4 separate regions of the Mus musculus genome follow, and regions 2, 3 and 4 are each linked to region 1. A link is a loop called in an ENCODE intact Hi-C map of the cell type or tissue named here. Cell type or tissue: heart. All regions are shown on one strand. Links, peaks and the distances in the headings refer to the core of each region. The heading gives the core; the rest is flanking DNA. Region 1 holds the start of Gm33206 (a long non-coding RNA gene). Region 2 overlaps Mecom (MDS1 and EVI1 complex locus). Region 3 overlaps Mecom (MDS1 and EVI1 complex locus). Region 4 has its middle 42 kb from the start of Actrt3.

Region 1 (5,714 bases), core at 295-5,294:
ATATATATATATGTTGTGCACAGGTATACATAGAGACAACAGGGCAAACCCCGGTATCTTTTCTCAGGAAGGTATAAGATACTGACTGGAGCCTGACTAGGAGGAGAGATTGGATACCTCTTAATCTCCAAGGATCCATCTACCCATCTCTTCTTCCCTAAGGTGGGATAGAGGTTATACTTAAACTGTCTTTGGTTTTCTTCTGGGGTAGGATCTGGAGCTCAAACTCAGGTTCTCATGCTTGCAAACTAAGATCGTTACCCACCGAGCCCTTTCTAGCCCTTCCTTTCGGAGTTTCTGGGAGGTCAAATTTATCTCTAGTTTTTCATCATATTGTGTGAAAGTATGAAGATGTCTGAGGGACAGAAGCAGTGAACTGCAGGAAAGCAGAAAAGAAGAAATGGGCAGAGAGCATGGTGAGAATCAGGAGGGCCTCAGAAATTCCAAAGAGCTTTCTACCAATGTAAACAATGGCCGTTGCAGGGAGCAATACTGTGTATCAGCTAGAAGGGGTTTTGAATGTGGCAAGTGCACTTGCCTGAGCTGACAGTGCTGCCACTCTCTGTCCTGTCTCCAAGGCATTCTCAGAGCTCCACAATGAGAGCATTTGAACGCCATGGCTACCAAATAAGATTTAATTGACAGCTAAAGAGCACATTTTCAGTTACGATGGGTAGAACAGTGATGTTTGTTTCCTTGCTTGGTCTCACGTCTTCTATGACACTGTTTCTTTCTCTGGAGAAAGATAAAATTCATTGGAAAAGAGGGTAACTAAAAAAGCCAGTGAGAACATGAATTCTCATCCATAGACTAGAAACCAGAGAACGCAGAAACATGTGCAAGAACGTCAGCTTTTTCACTTCATCTGTGGAAGTCAAGGAGAAGCCTGGGGAACTGGCGTTTGGTCCAGCCTGCCTTGTACACACTACCATAGTCTGCCTCTCATTCTTCTAAATTATAACCAGGAAGAAAGTCATAGATTTTTTTTTCCTGCCTAGGAGGGTTCCCTAATAGAAGGAAATGGACCACCACATATGATTAATTGGGGAAAAGTGTCTCTTCCAAGGAAGCATGAAATTCCTCTAGGAACTAGAGCGTTCACACATGGGATTCTTTCCAGCTTCACGTAAGTCATGATAGACAACGGGTTGTACTTACTATGATTACACTAACATAAATTAGAGGTAATAATATGTATTTTGCAGTGATGGTTTAAATCTGATATATTAGTGGCTTCATAGAAAATATGTGATAATTCATGATTTTAAAATATAGAAGTAATTCAAATGGTCAAAAATAATAATTGCTCATGGGTTATGTTGAGAAGCATATTATTTTCCAAATATGAAACAATTATACCTTCTCTAAATTCTGACTCATCATTAAGGAAGCTATTCTCAGCAAGACAGAGGTCACATTAAATAAAGGTCCTTTTGAAATGTAGTTCATTATAGTAGTTACAGGTTCAATATATGACTGAAAATCAATGAGCAGACAGTCAGTTAAGACATCTAGAAAAAAATTAAAATTGCTTAAATGCCAGATTGCTGGCTTGTCCATAAATAGAATATTAAGGAAGAGCGTATTTCTTTTGAAAAGCAAAAATTTTTATACTTAAAATATGATAATCTGAACTGATTTACAAAATAACCTAAATGTGTAAGTTGACTGAATACCATCTATAATTACTTTGGAAAAATTTCAATACATAGTTTTCTTTCTTACTATTTAGAATCTGTAAATTACATATGCTGACTTTAATTAATAGATTTTTACTCTCTGTCACTTGGTAACTGGAGATCATATTTTAAGCATTTTTTAGATTTATCAAACTAACTTTTAAGATTCTCTGAGAATTTCCTAGAGCATAGAAATAGATTTTGTGTGTGTGTGTGTGTGTGTGTGTGTGTGTGTGTGTGTGTGTGTGTGTATGTGTGTGTGTGTGTTTTATTGAATTTGAAAGTAACACACTAATTGTTTTAAAACCAAAGCATTCGGGGAAACGAAACGGTGGAAGAAAACAGAAACAAATCATTTTTAAGACTCATTCCCAGGGGGGATTGCTACTTTGAAAATAACATACAGATATTTTCCTATGTAGCCAAGCACAGTTTCTTCCTGTGTTGTATCACTTATGGCGTTTAATACTCACTATGAATTAAAATTCCTCCTGTGTTTTCAGGGCCAGCACGTGTACGTGTATTTTATTGTCAGTGTCTTTTGTCAAAGTCTTGCTGCACCTCTATACCTTTATTTTTACAAATTTGATTTCTTTGAAACACAATTTTTATTTTTTTCCAGTTCTCTTTTACTATTGAAGCCTCTACATTGAGTTCATCGGGTTGTTTTCACAGTGTTAATTCCCAGCGAGGAATTGTCTCCGTTAAAGGAAACGCACATTTTAAAGCTTGTCGCTCTACCTTACTTTCTAGCTGCTTCCACATCTGCCCCACAGGCTGTGTCATCTTTCTGTTAATACAAAGCATCAGGATCGTGCTGTTTTCAGCACAAACTCTGCTAACACAACATTCTGCCATTTACTAAGCACAAACAATTTTCACATGCATATTGACTGTGATTCTAATTTCGTGAGCTTGGAGTAATTCTATTTTATTTTACTGGCTGTTCAACTTTTTCTTGAACAGATTTATAGTAACTTCTCATATACTAATTCTGTTCCTAGCCGTTTGTGAATTCATTTTTTTTAAATTCGCTTTTAAAATTCATGGTATTCAACATATTAAGTCATACATGGCAAAGCTAGTGTGAGCAAAGAGGGTAGAGAATATAGAGAGTTAGGGAAGAGGTTTAAGAACTATCACGATATCCTCCAAACACCACTTTATATGATAGTTAAGCTATAAGAGAAAAAGGTAGAATTAGAACTGTAAAACATTCCTGGTTGCAAACATTTGAAAATACTGGTCATGTTCTAAGGGATGCCCAGGCCTGCCCTGTGGGACTCTGTCTTGTACCACATACCTTTGTGTCTTGTATATTCCACAGGGACAGGGCAGAAACTTCTCAAGACACCCCTGAGCTCTAGGCGAGAATATTTTTCCATTTCACACATGAATATGGGTTTCCTGAAGGTCTAATTCCAGGTTCTTTCCTGATAATTTGTTGATCGTGTCGGCATTGACCTTCTTGACTACATAGCTTTTAAGGGGGAGAATGGACTCCCGGACTGCCTCTCCAAGTCCATGAACATGAAGTCCATCGGACTTTCAAACTTTCCTAATAGCAGAGGGCCCACATCAGTGTGACTCTGAGTCACTGAGTGAGCTTTAATTTCTTACTGCTCTCTTGTGGCCATTCAAATGAACTGTCCAAAGACCTAAAAATCCTATAATATTAATAGAAAAAATATTTTCCAGACAGTCATCATTTTGTAACAGAAAAAATTATTGTCTTGACATTTGAACATCAAAGCCAGAAAACAATTTCTTTTCTTCTTTAGGTATTGTGATGTAGTCTCAAAATTCAAAAGTAAAGGCTGGAACATTCTCTCTCTCTCTCTCTCTCTCTCTCTCTCTCTCTCTCTTTCTCCCTTTCTAATTTCTCCTCTCTTTTGTAAAGTCAACCACACAGTTATTTCTCTATGAAGTCATCAAAAGAGTGAAGATTGAAATATTTCTGGCTATTCTGAAGATAAAATAATGCAGTTCCCAGCTTGTTCTCTTGCTGTGGTTTTGGGAGTATCTGCAGTCTGTGTTTAGTCATCATAATTTGAAACAGTCATTTCTTTAAGGAAGAAAGCCTTCAAATGCAGACTCTATACTTGAATGCAAATACTGCACAGTTAATAAAAGTCGCCCTGTCATGTTTGTGTCTTATGATGTTGTTTGTGAGTAGAGTGGACTCAGGCACTGCAGTCTAAGGAATTCTAAGGGGGAGAGAATGTGCTGAAATGCTCTTTCCCTGCAGTTACATCAGTCAAGTAAGGTATAGCCTAACAACTCTCTAATTCATTTGACTTAATTTCTGTGGCCATGTCTAGTCAAGAATACTATGGTTTAATCACAATTATGAGCAACTGTGTTGGAATTAGCTTGTGCACATCATATAGATAACTCTTCTACGGGATGAGGCTCATGCTGTTCCTGGCATCATTCTATAGCCACAAAGATGGTTTCAGAGGATTGCCGGGGGCGGGGGGTGTGAATCCCCAAAGGCTATAATATCAATATGTGAAATCTTGACCACTCAGTTGCAGGATTGTCTCCTGAAGATACTGGCTCACAGAAGTTGTAGTTTATTATAAGACAAACAAAACCTAAGCATGCCATAAAGAAATATAAAAACAGAATCATGTTAAACATCACAAACAAGAATGATATAAGGACATATCTGGCCATGAAGATCAAAGGATGGTTTCCTGAGAATGTGACGCAAGAGTCTAGAAGCCACAAAGAACAGAAACGATGGGGTGATTAGGAGGACCAGCATGTACACAGGCTCTGCCCTGAGAAGAGTGGAAAGTTTTCATAAGATAAAACAATGGCCAATACCTTCAGGAAGAAAGCAGCAGAGAGAACAAAGTAACTTAAAATTGAGGTACAAACATCTTATGAGCTCAGCCAGAGTTAGTTCATCTTGACTATAAGAGAGAAAAGAAGGCATCAGCATTCTCTAAGTATAAGACCTTCTCATGTTTGAAAAGGTTGTTCTCCCAGGTACATAGACAATGGAATTAAAGAGGTCAGAGGGCTGAGAAGCAAGTCAGTTGAAATTTCCAATAGTTCACATGGCAGGTAACAGACATTTACAAGGTCTGAGGAATATGGGTAAAAACAGAGACAGGATGTTGATGGCTCAGGGCTTGAACATCAGTACTAACATCACAGAAGGTTATTATCAGCATTCTAGCTTCAATAGTGGGTGTGCTTCCTCAGCAAGGATGGAGAGGTGACCAGTTGGGAGGGGGAAAGTTGAGTTTAACAGGTACATGACTTGTCAAAGTGGACATATAATGAAGGAAATTGTACATGATGACCAAGATTTCAAAGGAAGGACCTGTGAAGGAGAGATATGAATGGAGTTGATATTTAAGTACAGGAGGAACCACAAATATTAATGAAAAGATTTGACTAAAGGGGAAAATAATTAGTAGTATGCTAGATAACTAGGACACAAACTAATAACCTCACTAACAATTGTAGATCTAACATGATAGATATTTCCTCATATCTTTGCTCCTATTAACTCATCCAATAGCCCCGATTATTCTATGATGGAGATACTACTGTTATCCCTTCTTTCTGAGAATATTTCCATGTGTGTGTGGATATCCAGGTGTGGGGGGATGTGTATACATGTGTGTGTGGATATGGAAGCTAGAGATTGTGTCAGGAGTCTTCTTCAAGCACCCTCTCTCATATGTGTCCAGGCAGGGTTTCTAAGTTAACTCCAGGGCTTGATGACACAGCTAGTCTAGCTATATAGCTTGCTTATGGAACTTCCCATTGCTGTCTCCTGAGTGCTGGAAGCACAGACAGGCCAGTACACCCACTGGCACTGATATGTGTTTTGGGAATGTAAACTCGGTCATCAGGCCTGCTGCTTACAGCACAAGTACTTTAAGTGCTGTGCCATCTCCTGTCTCCCACTACTATCATCCTTATCTTATGGATGAAGCAAGACGTTGCACCTTGCTTGGGGTCTCAGATGTAGTGGTCCAGAAGAGTGAGTTTTCCATTGCTGTTGCAGATACC
Region 2 (5,714 bases), core at 477-5,476, 96 kb before region 1:
GACAGGGTTTCTCTTTGGCCTGAAGCTTACCAAGTAGGCTACATTGGCTGGGGCCACTGAGCCCACCCAGGGATCTTCTTGTCCTTACCTTCTCTTCTTGAATTACAAGTGTGTGCCACCATGTCAATCTTTTTTTACGTGGGAGCTAGCAACTGAACTTTGCTCTTCATGGTTTCACTTTACCAATGGAGTTATCTACATGATCCACCCCTACCCACGTTGTTTTGCGGGTTTGCTTTGTTGTTATTGTTGTTGGCCTTTTGTTTTGTGTGTTTTGTTTGACAATGATGCAGTGATAACGCCATGGAATAATATAAACCTTATACTGCACACAGAAAATAAGAAGGGAATGTCCCCTTGCTCTGTCTTCCCTTCCTGAGAGCTACATGCTCACAACATGCCCTTGGAACGAGAGCACATCCTTGTAGTTGGAGAGAGAATCAGACCCAGAGCACATGGCAGCCTTCTGCCACTGGGATGCGGGGATCAGGGTTTCACATGCACATACTGGGATACCTGTTCCCTCCTTGGCTGCTAACAATAAACAATAAAAATAAAATAGTAGCTCTAGTACTGTGTGTTGAGGAAGGTAGCAGCACTTGTGGACAAACAGTGGCACTGGCATCTGGATTGACTCATGAGCCCCCCTCCCCCCTCAAAAAGTTCAGATGGCAATATGGATAGGAAGGAGATATTGGAGAAAAATAAGTGTGGGAAAGGTATTTTTAATTTATCACAATAGGAGCACAATGCTTTGCTCACTTACCAATTCCATGCACACTGCTGAAGAATGAATATTCCAGGCTGGTCTTCACTGATATTCAAATATCGATCTCACAGAAAAAGGAGACAGCATCAAACACTCACACTTGGCAGTTTTAATAGCGTTCAATTGTAGAATGCTTCACATAGGCACAAATCAGAGAGAAAGGTGAACTTACAAACACCCCTGTGCTTCAACATCTTCAGGTACCACAGGAGGCCAGCTCTATTTTGGAGTATTTGAAACAAGGCCTGGACATTATTTCATGAAATTTTTGTTTGTTTGCTTGTTTTGTAATTTCTGCTGGATAAGTCTAGATATGACTGTAGAAAGTAAAGACTTTTAATGTGTTGGTTCGATAGAGCCCTTTAAATCACAAGACTGGAGTTATCAGGTCAGAGTTTAAATGCTAATAGTTAGGGCTTTTAGGACTGTTATATATAGAAGGTCCATGTATGTCAACTGATTGTCAGAATCATGTCTACTTTAGACTAGTGAGCATTCCTCTTGTCAAACCCTTCCACTCTGGCTATCTAGCTCTCCAGCTGTTGGTCTCAGTGCGTTTCTTCCCTGTCAAATTCTGTTGTTTATATGTCCTTGGTAGTGCCTAACACCTTTCTTCTTTCCTTCTTTTATCCATAAAGGCATTATTACTTCTTAAGCCTTAGTTGGACTTTAGATGGTTTAACAAAATGGACATTATCACTTATTTATATCAGGAAGCATGCAGTAGATCACCCAAATTCAGGGCACATGAAGAATTCTGGTTTCATCATCCTTTCATCATTTATTATAAGGATTAACTAATTTTATCTAGAAAAAAACGATTCCTTATTGTCTATTTTGTCTCCCTAAAATAGAATTTACATCACAGGAAAAACATGACATGTTTGTGCATTTTCCCCTTACAGTCCGGTTCTGCAATAAACATCCTATAAGAGTGACCGGCAAGGTTCTGTTTGTGCATTTTTTAAATACTCTTTTTGTTAAAGAGTATTGTCACTGTTACTGGTGCTTAATGTGGACTACCTTTGGATAATGAGCATCTTTAAAATTGGCATCCTAATTTCTTTTGAGGTCATCTGCTCCTTTTTTGCTCTCTGCAATAACAAAATGTTCAGAACGTAGCCTGTGTGCTTTATCAGATTGGAAATGGCCAAAGGCTCTCAGGGGCTTTGGCTACAGTGGGTGAGTGCAGTATACCAGTGTGCCAAGGACAATGTGGTCAATGAACAAAAAAAGCCTCAGGTAGCTTTCAACTGCAGCAGTAGCACATTGTCTATATTTTCTTTCCATTGTATTTGTGCAGATTCATGTACAAATGTAGAAAAAGCAAAAAGCAAAAAAAAACAAAAAACCATACAACCCAGAACTTTCTAAACTTTAAAACATAGATAAACTATCTTATGAGGACACTCTAATCATGTTTTTCTCCCATTAGAAGTCTTAATGCTATATTGATTTAAATTATGTATGTTATTCTTTGTAATTCATGAGTTATCTATCATCTATTTATCTATCATCTATCTACTGATATATCTATCATATCTATCTATCCTATGTATATCTGTCTGTCTATCATCTATTTATGTATGTATATATGTATGTATGTATGTATCATCTGTTTATGTATGCATGTAAAATGTATGTATGTATGTATGTATGTATGTATGTATGTATCTACTTATCTTCTTTTTTGTTATCATTGCAGTCACCATCATCATTGTCATTGTCATCACCTGTGATTTGTACACATGTATCCCCATGTATCTACCCACACATCGCATCCCTTATCAGGGCCATAATATGAAGTTACTTTCAGTTCTCTTTCCTCTATGACTAAAAATACAAATATTTCTGAATCTAGAGGTTACATATATTAGAGAGAATGTCTACCTTATGTTCTTAAGTATTTTATTAACATGATTTTTATTAACATGATTAATATTTGAATGAAGTAAATAGTAATCAATGTTGATAATTAAGATCATAGCACAAATCTTAATAGACAGATAACTCTCTCTCATAGTTCCAAATTATCAAATAACCCTTGATAGCTGTGTCAGATTAATTCCAAGCAGGGCTATATCTCTGTAATGGTGGGGCAAAGTCTACGAGAGACAACATGTACTTTTATCTATCTAAGACCATTTCTTCTCTTTCTTCTTCAGCTTCTTTCTCTCTCAACTCTCTCCTTGCCAGTTGGATTAGTAATTAAGTGGAATTCTGTTTGTGGCCATATTTCATGTCACCCTGTCTTATTAAATCAATTGTTCTCTTGACAGCTTGGAGAAGCACATGCTGTCACATACTGAGGAGAGGGAATACAAGTGTGATCAGTGTCCCAAGGCATTTAACTGGAAGTCCAATTTAATTCGCCACCAGATGTCACATGACAGTGGAAAGCACTATGAGTGTGAAAACTGTGCCAAGGTACAGTGAATTTGTAGGCTACTCACCTCTCTCTATCCTCTCTCTTAATCCTTCACTTGCTCCACAAGCCTTGAAAGAGGGAACCATAAATACCCTCAGATAAGTAGGCTGAGTGTCGCATGCTAGAAGGCATTAGCACAGGGTATAGAAACACTTAGTGAATATTCTTTTATTTCTGGAAGAGAGGAAGTGAGGCTTAATGGTAAGTTACCGAGCTAGGTGTCAGACATCCTTGGTAAAATCCCAGGGCTGCTACTGACTTACAAGTGCGGGCTTGTTTTATAGCCTTGTGGGGAATGAACATTGTATCCAACATGCATTACTTACTTCTTTTAATAGCAATTTGTGAGGAAAATCACATAAAGCTTCTGAAGGCTTATTCATGAAGAATGGGAGACTCCAACTTTTTAACCGAATCCTTCTTGTAAATCATAGCTTGGTACACACTGAACAGCACAGGGCATCTCTGTCTTAGTGGCCAGTTCTGTACAACACTCAGATGAAATAACAGCTTTGGGCCACAGAGTGGGCTACAGCAATGGTCGTTCACAACTTGCATGGTTTGGTTTTGTTTTTTCCTTCCTTTTTTCCTTCCTTCCTTCCTTTTTTCCTTCCTTCCTTCCTTCCTTCCTTCCTTCCTTCCTTCCTTCCTTCCTTCCTTCCTCCCTCCCTCCCTCCCTTCCTTCCTCCCCTCTCCCTCCCTCCCTCCCTCCCTCCCTCCCTCCCTCCCTTCCTCCCTCCCTTCCTCCCTCCCTTCCTCCCTCCCTCCCTCCCTCCCTCCCTCCCTTCCTTCCTTCTTCCCTCCTATTCTCCCTCCCCTCCCCTTCTCTCTCTTTCTTACCCCCTTCCCTCCCTCCCTTTCTTCCCCCTCTCTCTTTCTTTCTTTCCTCCTTTCCTTCTTTCTTCTTCTTTTTCCACAGTGAACACAGAGAAGTCAGGGAATGGTTTCTTTCTATTTCTACAGTTTTTCTCATGGCCGTGGGAACTGGGACACTTGATAGTGCCTTAAAGGATATTTTATTCATGGATGCATTACTGGGTCTCTCATATTTTTATTTCCTGAAACATTCAAAGGAAAAGGTCTAGGTTGCTAGAAACACACGGAAGAAGCAATGTGTTTGAGTTTAACCTCTGAGGGAAATTATTTAAATTGATTTGGGGTGCTTTCATCAAAATCTTCCAAATCCTGTGTGTAATGTGTCTTTATTTTAAAGGGTACTTTTAATAAAATCTAGGACTGAACTTAGTCTTTGGCCGTAGTTTCTACAAAGGCCTTCACTATGGCCTGATAGCGCCATTCATTGTGTAGTCTGATAATGGACACTAATGGATACCCTGATCAATGCAGAAAAGTGAATCATTTCTTGTTTCTCCCTTCAAGGAGTTTCTTGCACTTTGGAAACACAGCTTTCATATTGTCTTTGCTAAAAACTACAAAAATGCAAGACAAAGAAAATTCCGCTTTGTGCCTTCACTGGTCTTTCTTGTATCTATAAGTGAAGTTTCTGGATTAATCAGTACTCATTTCCTAGCAGGTTTTCACGGACCCTAGCAACCTTCAGCGACACATTCGATCTCAGCATGTTGGTGCCCGGGCTCATGCTTGCCCCGAGTGTGGTAAAACATTTGCCACTTCGTCAGGCCTCAAACAGCACAAGCACATCCACAGCAGTGTGAAGCCCTTTATCTGTAAGTCTTTAAATACCCCAGCCTTCTTTCTGCATCCATCTCTCCTTTAAAAGCCCCGCCCCCTCCCGACAATCGCATGGCCACACATGGCCTTTGTGGGTTGGAGGAGTTGCCTTCTTAGCTTTGTTATGGTCCAAAATAGAAGGGCTGTTTTATGTTATAAGAAAAATATTTTATAAGCTTATCTGTATCATTTTGTCTGTAATCCTTGGGGTGTTTTCTTTTAGGTAAAATCAGTATCGAGTAAAGAATAGAGTTGTTAAATAAATAAAGAAAAGTCTTCCTAGGTCGTAGGATTTAATCAAGACAACCAGATTTGTCTCTTACCGTAAATGTTCATAGCTTTGTAAAACAGCCAATTACTGATATCACTAAGCAAGATGATCGCTAGGAGCTGGAAGAGCCCTGCCTGGCAAGAAGGGTTTATGTTGCTGTGTGTGGATTAGAGTGTATGTGTGGGTGGGGTAAGATGTTCTTTCCTCCTTTGCTGTCTGCTGTTTACATTGCAGATCTCTATTCTGGGCCACTTGAAAAAGCTAAGTATTCTCCCTTTGATGCAGGACAGGCTCCCTCTCCCATCCACTGCACTCAAGCAGAGTTACAAGCTTCATGCTTTCAGGGGACACCCCCTTTGCCCACCTACTTGGCACACTGTTGGACCCAGCACTTTAATAACACTTTAATAACTCTTCAAGGCAAGGAGAACTTGACTCACGGTCTTCTGTTTACCAGTGCAGGTCTGTTTCTGGGTTGTGCTGCAATAATCCAGAAGGTAAACCGTTTGTTCTCACTTCATCTAGGCAACAGCTCCGGAGCCCTTTGTTCCAGA
Region 3 (5,714 bases), core at 219-5,218, 81 kb before region 1:
TTTGTTTTTGTTTTTGTTTTTGTTTTTTGTGTTCTATCAATTCCATTCTAACCTCAACTAATAAAACAAAGGGTTTGGGATTAGGAGTACCTGTGGCACAGTGTTTTTACTATTTATAATTAGTCAGAGTGTTTGGTTTTGAGGAAGATTGCTTAGTTCTTTGTGTATAATAGGAGAAAACATGGCTTTACAGGGTAGCTATAAATGGCAAGGTTTACCAAGAGGGTATATTTGACACTGTGTCTGGTTTCTGAAAGAAACTAATGGACATCCTTAGAAATGGATGTGCAGGTCTCCCGTGGTGAGGATAAAGTCCCTGTAGTAAGCATCTCATGTCCTGATCTACTTTCTAAGCCATGGCTTCTCCATGTACCCTGGGCTGTTTAGAAAGGTGGTTATCGGGTCCTTGGTATGACCATACTATGTAGATGCTATAAGCAAACACAGAAAGGTTAGCCCCTGCTATCAGGGTTTTCCACAATTTAACAGTTAAACAAATGCTTTGGTAAGACCATTTTAAGACTCTTCCCATTCAAAATTCACCGAAGCACATGTAGGAGCTGCTGACATTCACTGTCTGTTTTTCATGCTACCACACAACAAAGAAGATATCACATTCTAAGATAGCAGATTTCTATTGGCACATTTTCTCAGTTGCTTTAGAAAACTGTGAAGACATATACCAAGTTTGCTTAATGGCATGCCACAAAGAAGCTGAGCTTTACATTATTTTAAACACAATCCCTCCAAACAACTCAGTCTTTAGACAATAATAAGAGAATAAGTCAATACATATCTATTGATTTTTACTGAAAGACTGTTAGCCTATCTTACTGCTTATGGCATTACAGTATTTTAAATTGTGTCAAAGTATTTAAAACATACATACTCAGATATGTTCAAATTAAGAGAGAAGTCCCGAGAGTCTCAGTTTCTCCTCTCAGTACTTGGAGAAGCAATTTGTGCTCTCAGGCTATTGGAAGATGCTGCTTCTCTTCCTCAGATCAAGAAGGTAGCTGAGTAACAGGAGTAATGAGCACTGTAGATGTTCTCCCTGGATACAGAGTTGAAGATTATCCATGGTTCTTTAGATTGAATTCTAATTTTGAAAAAGAAAGCACAGCCACGAAGAGATAAGGTGGAGAGAATATGTCGCTGAGTAATACCACAGACTTCACTTCTCTAGTTCCTGCTCAGGTCATCTTCATCCATGCCACACATCACTGGGAATGAAGTACGAACCATTGGTCATTATATCCACGTCAAAGTGGCTATGACTCATGGTTTGATTTTCCTGCACTTTTGATATTATTCTTAGTTATTTTCATACATTATTTTCATAGATCTGATGTTTTTCATCTATATCAAAGACCTTTTGTCCAAGCTTTGCTTACATTGCCTGACCGTGTGTCTACTACATTTCAAGGAGCTGAGGATAACATAACATATTCCAGGCTGTCACTTACACACTGTTGTGGGAAAACGCACGTGTTCTTTGCCTTTCATAGTCTATTTTGCTTTCCTATTGGCACATTTCTTACTTGTTACGAAGCTTATGCAAGCATGGAGTGTTTCTGCTAACTGATATTTTCAAGGGTTTAAACTTCAGCCTTTGATAGAGCATCTAAGCCATGGAGGCTTTCCCTGAAGACCATCATTGTCACAAATAACTATAACATTTTTATTCATTCCTCCTATGATATATTCTGAGGACCAACAACCCAAGTCCCTTACTACCAAGCACGGAATTCCAAATAACAATTTCAACGAAAGAATTATCTTTTATTATATAATTATTCCCATTTTAGTAAATGCCATATTTGCCTGATTATTGATGTGATAGAAATACAACAGACTAGATTATGGCAGGAAATTGCCTTAAATGAAATGAAAACAGAATTTGGGAAATTTGGGACCATGGCTTTGTAGTGAATAATAAAAAAGGAAGGATTCCCCTGCCTGGTTATGGGTTCCATAGCACACAGTAGGTAGCTTTCATAGAGTGGCTGTCATTCTGGTTTCTATCCAAGCTTGGTTCAATGATTAATTTAAGGAAGCAGAGGAAACTCACCAGTGTTATACATAGACTTAATTTTATTTCTAGAACTTTTACTGAAGATAGAGTTACATGATAAGTAAAAATGATCAGATTAGAATAAATGCTCATTTCTCAGAGGAGAGATTGCAGTCAAGTTCCAACACAGAAGTAATTTTCTGTTTCTGTTTCAATTTTGCTACCAGTTCCCACTACCTGACCAGAGAACATGGGTAAGTTCCTTGCATTTTTGACTAAAGTAATGTAGCATTAAAGAGAATAGAGCTTATTATGAATGCCAGGCAGACAGGAATCTGGAGCTGTCCATGACACGATAGGGGTGAAGCGCACAATTTCCCTGCTCATATTCCCAGTAGAATGGGCATTTAATAAGCTGAAAATGACTTATGCAACAACTTAATTTGCTAAGTCATACCCACTCCACATAATTATACTTTGATATTTGTGTCCTCGTATAGACTCTCTATGGGGAGTTTTGAAATGAATCATTAAGTAGAAACCATTATTATCTGGGGACAACACATTGCAGATATTTTTTGACAAAGCCTCACGCAGTGGAAGACCTGAACTTGTGTAGAACCACAGACTGATTCTGGAGTTCCAGCTCCTCTATCCCAAGGCAGAAATGTCCCCTGCTGTTTGGAGACGGATATAAAACTAAACGTTTGTACCTAAGTACTGCATGGACTTTTCAGGACTAGGTCTCAGTTCTGTAACTTTTCGCTGTGATGTATGAGTAAATCTGGTTTCATTTCATGAAGCAAGGGATAGGCTTGTTTCTTTTATACAGGAAGTTGTACATGGAAGGAAGAATCCTTATTTTATATTTCACCCTGAAATAGAACTTGGTGGATGGGCAACATGCATTTCAGATTTTCACATAGATGTCCATGTCTTCACACCATCACTCAAAATGGCCTGCTTCACAGGGGTAGAGTGCGTATCCTAGAGTCATATTGTTTTCCTATCTGAACTTAGTTAGATAGAATACATTAGCACTTATTTATTTCTTGTAATTATTCTTTACCATGAGTTTGTCCATTTTTTTTCTATTGTGGAGTATGTGATGAATTGTGAATTCACTACTGTTGAACATCTAAGTATTAATCTCATGTATTTAAAAAGTATAAAAATATTTATTAGCAGTGAGGGGAGAGCTTGAGAGAGGGTGGGGGCACCGGTGAGAAAGCATGCAAGTCCCTACTTTAATCGTGCTAAGCTGTACAACAGTGGGTATTTCCTTGGAATATTCTGGCCAGTACTTTCTAGATGTCTCCTCTGTCTTCTCCAGCACAGGTCTGTTCTGAGCTTCTTGTCTCAGTTTTCTTATCCTTCCTAGGATACAGTGTGACTTTGACACTTGCCATGTTGTTAGCCGCTTTAACCTCAGGATGCTGACCACTGTGCTTGTCATTACACCCATTGACCAAGCCACTGACCAGCTAGGTTTCCTCTCTGCATTACTACTGCAATGTCTGGAAATACTCGGTTCCACCAAGTCAGTTTTCAAGGCTGTGACTTACACTTCTGTTATAAAATTGATACTCGTGATAAATACTGAAGACGGGGGCTTATAATTCTCGATGTCAAATAAACTCTAAGTGATTTTGTCATCATGACTGTTGAACTTGATTCACCAGTGAGATAAACATAAAATATGAGTATTTACTTCTCCCTCAAATGACCACGGTTTTGAGGTTTCTCAAGATTATCAAGTAAACAAATATAGAAATCTACGACTCCATGAACTTTCCCATCCTGTTGTTTATGAATAGTTAGTTGTTTTATGATAAAGTCAGATGCAATCTAATTGAGAATCACTAGTTCTCATAATTCATTGTGTGCTTGGACAGATATATTATTTCCCATAATCAGGTTGTCACTTTAATAGTTTTGATGAGAAACTTTCCAGGACTTCAGTAATTAGCACTCAGATAATAAATATTATGCTAAGCACTTACATCCATGTTGGTGAATTTTTTTTTAATTACTCAACTATGTTTGATGAGGCACATAGAAACAATTTGGTGTAGGAGCTAGGGAATTGTGTCTAATATAGTTTGCGTTAGTATAAAGTTAATAGCCTCTTGGGGACTGGAAGGGAGAGAAATAACTTCCTGCTCCAGACATCTGGCTGTAGATACTATTAACGACTATTACATATATGCAAATAAGATTAATACTCTATTGGAAAAAAACTCTCATTTGCTGATTTTAGATTAATTGAAGATATTAATGGGTCATATGACAATATACTACTAGAACATACAGTGGGTAATCTCTTTCCTTCAGTTTCTCTGAATTTTTATTAATTGTATCTCAGTTTTCTTTTTATTGGATTTGTCCTAATTAAATAATATAAATTACATCTAGCCATATTCTACTATATTAATCTAATTTTATCTTGACTTTAAAAAACACTAAGTCGCTAGACTGTGGTGGCTTATGCCTTTAATACCAGCACTAGAGAGGCAGAGGCAGGCTGAGTTCTATGAGTTTGAAGCCAGCCTGACCTACAGAGCGAGTTCCAGGACAGCCAAAGCTACACAGAGAAATCTTATCTTAAAAAACAAAAAACAAAAATAAATAAGTAAATAAATACATATAAAGTCAGACTTTAAAATCAATATCACAATATGCACTATTTCTATATAAGATAGATAAGCTATGTTTCTTCTGGAGGAGTATCACAAGTCAGACCAGATAGAAGGAGAAAGCTGAAGTTTTTAAACTCCTATTAAATAACCCAATAAGGTATGGGTCTGATCAGCGTTGGTCACAGAATTGCTAGATTAGACTAAGCACCAACTGCATGCTGTATAAATTGCCTCTGTCTGTTCAAACAGTGATGCTTAATCACTTTGACTGAGAGCAAGTGATGCAACAAGAATCTCATGAGGAGGAAAGGAAGGTGGAACAAGAGCTGAGTGTCTAGCTAGCTGAGCACCATCCCTCTCTCTCTCTCTCTCTCTCTCTCTCTCTCTCTCTCTGACTATGTGCATATGTGTATGTTTGTGTGAGAGTGTGTTTATATGTATATGTCTATTTGTGTGTGCACACATCTGTGTATATATGTGTAAGTGTGTGTGCATGTTTGTGTATGAGTATGTATGTATTTATGTGTGAGTATGTGTGTGTACATGTATGCACATGCATATGCTTTCATGTGTTTATAATGCTCATAGCTATCCTTTGCTCAGCTTCCATAGTCGGCTTTTCTCTTCTCCATCCCAATCTTATCCTCTTTTCATTGGACCCCAGAAGTCAAAGCTAGGTGTGGCTTTTAAGAGAAACAATTGAGTAATGTCTATTTTTTTCCTGCTGTCTTTGGGGATGCCATCCTGCTGCTGTTGAATCTGTAATATATTTTCTTATTTCTGATGCCTTTCCCACATTGAAACTGTTGGAGGTGATGTAAGCTCACTGATCTTTCTTCAGAAAGGATCTGGCCATTAGCAGCTCCTAACGCAAGACACAGTTCTCAGCAGCCAATTGCTCTCAAATAACTCAAAGGACTCATAGTTTCTGTGAGCTAGAGATGAAAGCTGAAAATAATACCAGTTCTGAGTAGGCTGCTTTCCGTGAAAGAGGAAAAGTGTTTCTAACAAGATGCATTGCTGCCGCAATCTGAGTGTGTGCAAGGCGAGCATTCAAATTA
Region 4 (5,714 bases), core at 181-5,180, 670 kb before region 1:
CCAGTGAGCTTTGTGTGTGTCAAGCGAGTAACTGTTATCTTCTCCAACTTAACCTCCAGAATAATCTTTGCCTTTGAAAGCTCCACTGTATGATTTTATGCATGGGGATGAGGGGACCTGGAGGTGTAAGATCTTAATAATAGCCTTATGTTTTAGGAATCTCCACAATGAGTGTTATTTTCATTAATGTCTATTCTTAATATGTGTTGTGTTGAAGTTGGGGCCCAGTTCTTCTTTCCAGTCCCGTGCCCCCCAAAATAAGACCGGAATCAAGAAATATTTACAAATATTTCAGCTATATAATATAGCTAGGCTCTTCTCTAACTAGAGTCATAACTTAAGACAACCCATTTATTTTAACCTACATTCTGCCACGTGGTTGGTGCTCAGGTACCACACATCTGTCTCTTCACATCTTCCTGGGCAGATAGATCTTCCAGCAAATCTCCTGTCTGTCTCTGCCCCACAATTCTTTCTCCTCCTGGATGTCTCATGTCCATTTCCTGCCTTAGCCATAGGCCCATACAACACACAAGATATTCTCTCTACAGTACTGTTGGGTACTAAGAGGGTTGTTTATTGGAAATAACTTTCAGCTTTCTATTTTGTGCTTTTGTTTGGTTTTGCTTTCTCTGAGCAACTATGTAGCCCAAAGTATCCTTAAGTGTTTGGGTTATGGGTCCTCACCACCATCCTTGGCTTGGGTCTAGGCTTTAAGACAAGTTGCCCATTGTGGATAGCATGCTGGTGACAGCTTACATCTGGGAACATTGTGGGTGGTAAAAGACAGAACCTTTCAGGCAGAACTGGCAGGACACATGGGAAGTATCTCTGTTCACCATAAACTACATGCGAAATACAGAGAAAAAGAGGGGCTGTTTCATACTTGATGTCATCAAATGAACACGGTTTCCACAATTTCATGCTGATCAAGACTTCAAAGATGTTTATGGTACACATTGACATTGGTCACTTTTTATTCCCCTATTTTTATAGTTAATAATCAAACCAATAAATCCAATCAGAACCAATAAATCAAACTATAATCCTTTTGGATTCGGATTCATTTTAAAGGATAAAATGATTTATGTTAAGTAGCTAGGTTTTAAGGGTAAATGTTTTAAAAATATTTTATTTTTTTAATTTAATTTTATGCTCATGAGTGTTTTGCTTACATATATATGTGTGCTTAGTGACCCAAGAGGCCGGTATAGGGAGTTGGAACTGGAGTTACAGACAGTATACGCTACCACATGAGTGCTGAGACTCAACACTGGTCCTCTGGAAGAGGAGAAAGTGTGCCTAACCGCTGAGCCATCTCTCCAGCCGTGTGTGTGCGTGTGTGTGTGCATGTGTGTGTACGTGTGTGTGTGTGTGTGTGTGCGTGTGCGTGTGTGTGTGTGTGTGTGTGTGTGTGTGTGTGACTTCGGTGCTGGAGGAGGCCAGAGAGGTGCATTGGATCCCTTGGAGCTGGAGTTATAGGTAGTTATGAGCTGTCACACTTTGGACTGGGAACCTAAATTGGATCCTATGCAAGAGCACTAAGCATTCATAGCTGCTGAGCTATCTCTCCAGCTTCAAGAGTAAATCTTTGGGAATTTCAAAAAGGAGTACGATTTAATCTATTTTCAGGTCTGTGGGTGTTGGCAACTGTTAATTTCAGTGCAGTTTTTAATTTTTATTTTTTTTTAGGATTCCAAAGATTTGCATTGATTTTAAATTTCTGACTGGGAACTCATAAAATTTTGAAGGGAACATAGGCATTACATAAACCAAGTTATTACATTCTGTGAAATTTTGACGGGGTTATAGTTAAATGAAGGGGATGTTTTGGGTCTTTGTGGGTGTTTCCGGTAGAGGAAAGCTGTGTTTCTCTCCCTGTCTCCCATGAGAGGGTGGCTTTTGCAGCTGAAGGGTACTTACTTTTAGGATCACTGGTCATCTCACCTTTACTATTAATAATGTATCTTATGTTAGGCAGAATTCCAAGTTTCATTTCTCTCATCACATTAAGATGCACTGTGAGATCAGCTCGGGAGACTGTTGTAGCCTGTGCCTGTCTATGCACTTCTTGTCCCAGGAAACAGTTTGAGTTTCTTTATAGTGCAGCTCTCTTGTATGACAGTCTATGCTCAGTATCTACTGTGATGGTCTCAACTCTGTACAAAGGCAAGTGTGGATTTCAGCACAGACCTTAAGGTTGCAAGCTTCCCTCCACATCAGAAGGCATTAAAAGTTCAGTTTGATAGCATGCATCCACAGGCTGCTGGGAATGCAGAGTGACCCTAGAGGTGTGAACTGACTGGCTGGTTTCTCCGCATTCATTCTTATCTCAAAAGGTGGGACTATTATCTCATGAGTCACAAAAGCACTCTATTAACAACGGAGAAGAATGAAGGCCGATAAGATTATTTTATGACCAAATTTTATTTCTTGTTGGGTGGGAATCATTTTATCTGAAAAATTTCTAGATTTTTAAAATTCTCTATTGTTTCTATTGTATAGTGTTGTAGATCGAATATTTTCCTCCCAGTAGCACATCATATGTAGTATTTGATTACTCATCACAACATGTGCAAACTTAAATTTAGATGACCAATAGTTAAAATGTTAGCTAGTAATCTGTGCAGGGTCTGCTCAAGCAAGAGTGCCATCTATTGAGAGCTGTGTCTTCCTGAGGTGACTTCCTTTGACGCCTCTTATATGCTAATGCCCTGAACTTGTGTGCTGCCAGTCTGGGTGCTGCCAGTCTGGGTGCCAGGCACTCTTGCTCCTGCCTTTGGTAATTCCTCCATCTGTGGAAGGCCAGAGAGAATGAGAGCTATCGGAGGCTGGGCATGGTGGGGGACCCTATCCTCAGAGATTTAATGAACACACTCAGAACTTCATTCCATATGGGATATGAAGGGAGGCAACCTTTACTGCTCTTCCCAAGTTTTCTCTCTGAGGTCACGTGGGAGAGCTTGGGATTTTGGCTCTTGGTTGTGCCTCGCTGCTCCTGGAAGTCTCTTCCTCCACCGTACATGTACATTACTTTTCTTCTGCCTATATCTAGATACATCTTCTTTCTGGATATAACCCTAATTCCTTCACTGCCCAATGTCCTGACAGCTCAGGGATATGTGGAGATCTTAGTCAAGTTGCCCAAACTGCTAATAATTGAATTTTAACTATACTACACTCAAAGTCCTTCATGCTCTTCCCACACAGGTGTTGCTGTATTCTCTAACTTCAGAATTCTCCTCCAAGTCCCTCCACCTTTCTTCCCTGGATATCTATAGCCCTAAACCTGCAAGCCCCGGCTCTTTCCTTGTGCAGAACAGTTTTGTTATTTGTCTTCCTGTCTTTGGAGACAGTTCTATATGATCTCTCTTTGTTTCTTCACGAAACCATCATTTGTTCAATGTGGGATGCTAAATGTTAATAGTTTAATCTCCTTCTGATATATTTGGAGATTTAAAAGGGATTAGACTAGGGGATTCACAAAGCTCTCAGAGTCCTGGACCATTTCTGAGTTACTTCACTGAGAATTGTTTAATATTTTCATCCCCTGTAAACTGTTCCTGGGAGGCCATGGTTTTCTATAGATTTTTGAATTCTTTTTATTTTTGTACTGTTTCTTAGCATGCATGTATTTGAGTATAGAAAGAATCACTTAATGAAAATATGATCATTTTCATTTCATCACTAAGATGAAAGTAGAACTCTTTGGCCAAGTTTAAGTGGATGTCTGTGTTAACCCATTTATATATAAATAAACTCTATAAGGAGGAATCTATTGTGTGGTAGGAAAGTCCCTCTTTTGAAGACAGTCATCTGGGACTGTACATGCAGTGATTCCAATTTAGATTGAGTTTATTCCAGGATTCTTCATCTCTTGGCTAAAGTGACATTCAGCATGAAACTTCCCTGCATGGATCAACAGATGACATTTCTGTAATTACAGAAGTCCATTGATTTCATTGGGATACTTCTGGTTTTTTTTTTGGGGGGGGGGCGGTCAGCAAATGTGATGTTGTTTTATTGTATAGTATTTCTTTATATGTAAACAGGAATCACTTGGTGGTGGTACATGCTGTTTGTGTGAACAATCTGAACGAACAGTAAGGTATTCAGATAGCACAGTCATGTTTGAGAATTCGCCTCAGCTCCTTTGTAAATGTGCGCTGTACATGGATGCATGACATAGTATAATTCGTTCCCCTTGTAATTTCCTCCGCTCACTTTAATGTCAAGAGAATTATGTATAGCCAAATTATTTGGAAAGGTTTTACTTGTTAAACTATAGTAATGTGATAAGCCTTATGTTGAAGTTAAGTATGAGGGAACAGTTAATAGCGATGAGACAGGATAACCTTTCCCATGGCCCCTCTGAAAAGCAGGCATTGCTGCACATACATTCATAAAATCACTTCATAGCTGGCCACGGTAGTGCATGCCTTTAATCCCAGTGCTCAGGAGGCAGAGGCAGGTAGATCTCTGTGAGCTTGAGGCCAGCCTGGTCTACAGAGTGAGTTTTAGGATAGGCAGTGCTGTTATAGAGAGAAATTTGGTCTTGAAAAAAACAAAACAAAATAAAAAATTTTTAAATTAAAACAGAAGGAAAACTAGAAAATCATGTCATAGCATAAAGAGGCTCATTTTCAAATGCCTCATAGAGAAAAACATTCAATTCAGATTTGAAGTAAGTCATTTCATAGGTACTCAATTAAAGTTGATTAAAAACCCAAAGTTATTAAAACATACATGGTAAAAGTTTTTCCTCCCAACCCTGGTCTTCCTCTGTATGCAAATATATCATTATAAACATGTAAATTCAATGTAAATGAAGCCATGTATTCTCCACTGATACATTTGTGTTAACTAACAACTTGACATACCCTAGAATCACCTCAAAAAAAAAAAAAAGTCACAGGCAAGTACCCTGCCTAGTGTAAGTCTGTTAGTGAGGGACTGTCTTGGTTGTCTTAGTTGATGTATGAAAGTTCAGTCCACTGTGAATGGCCCTATTTCCTGGGCAGGTGGCCTTGGGAGGGGACCAAAGGGTGAGCCAGCAAACAGAGTTCTTTCATGGTTCTGCCTCCAGGTTTCTACCTTAACCTCCCGAAATAATAAATTGTGACTTTTCCAAGTGTAAGTTTAAGTCACATAACCCTTTCCTCCCCAGGTTGCACTGAATTAAACTAGCACACATATAGAGCACGTACACTCTCTCCTCGCTTAGCTTTCTTCACTTAACGTTGTACCAGGGAACTTTCCCCGTATTAACATGTAACTAATTTGGTGTGCATTGATGTTGGGGATCAAATCCAGGACCTCATGCATCCTAAGCACCCGCTCTACCATTGAGGCACACTCATAGATCCATAAATGTTCTATTTTCAACTGCGTATGGTGACACATACTTGCAGTGACAGCACTCAGGAGATTTGGTGAAGAACTCATGAAGACCCTATCTCAAGCATCTCCTGCCCCCAAATCTCTCTGTTTTCAACTGATTTATTCAGTTGTGCGATATACTCTAATTTATTTAGTTTCTAATCAATAAATGACATTTGATTTTTTAAACACTTATTTATTGTGTGTGTGCATGTGTGTGTGCTTGTGTGCACACACACACATGCACACACACACACACACACACACACACACACGAGAACAGAGAACAACATGTAGAAGTTGGTTTGGTTCTTTCATTCTACAATGGGGTTCTG

What was found. A loop is a pair of places that touch in the nucleus more often than their neighbours do. Peaks named below come from ENCODE experiments on the same cell type or tissue, not always from the same donor. Only the 100,000 strongest peaks of a DNase experiment are listed, where the experiment ranks them.
Region 2: it touches region 1 in a loop (3-fold over the local background); 3 of 42 quality-filtered maps call a loop at or near these places.
Region 3: a loop joins it to region 1, with 2.3 times the contacts of the local background. A loop is called at or near these places in 3 of 42 quality-filtered maps.
Region 4: a loop joins it to region 1, with 2.9 times the contacts of the local background. A loop is called at or near these places in 3 of 42 quality-filtered maps.

Annotation. Positions count from the first base shown.
Region 1 is chr3:29,888,518-29,894,231 of GRCm38, reverse strand. Gm33206 (a long non-coding RNA gene) reads left to right here and starts at 1,005. Exons shown (of 6, transcript XR_880724.2): 1 at 1,005-1,126. Mannr (Mecom adjacent non-protein coding RNA) reads right to left here and starts at 3,215. Exons shown (of 2, transcript NR_110437.1): 1 at 2,983-3,215. In heart, for the core only: a CTCF peak has its summit at 3,316 (motif pointing left); no DNase peak of the experiment used is centred there.
Region 2 is chr3:29,984,512-29,990,225 of GRCm38, reverse strand. Mecom (MDS1 and EVI1 complex locus) reads left to right here. Exons shown (of 16, transcript NM_001370769.2): 6 at 3,049-3,196; 7 at 4,732-4,885. Among named protein-coding and RNA genes, the nearest start is that of Gm52621, 8.9 kb to the left of the region's middle. In heart, for the core only: no CTCF peak of the experiment used is centred there; no DNase peak of the experiment used is centred there.
Region 3 is chr3:29,969,234-29,974,947 of GRCm38, reverse strand. The region is part of intron 9 of Mecom (MDS1 and EVI1 complex locus); the gene reads left to right. Among named protein-coding and RNA genes, the nearest start is that of Gm52621, 24 kb to the left of the region's middle. In heart, for the core only: no CTCF peak of the experiment used is centred there; no DNase peak of the experiment used is centred there.
Region 4 is chr3:30,554,674-30,560,387 of GRCm38, reverse strand. No RefSeq gene overlaps it. Among named protein-coding and RNA genes, the nearest start is that of Actrt3, 42 kb to the left of the region's middle. In heart, for the core only: no CTCF peak of the experiment used is centred there; no DNase peak of the experiment used is centred there.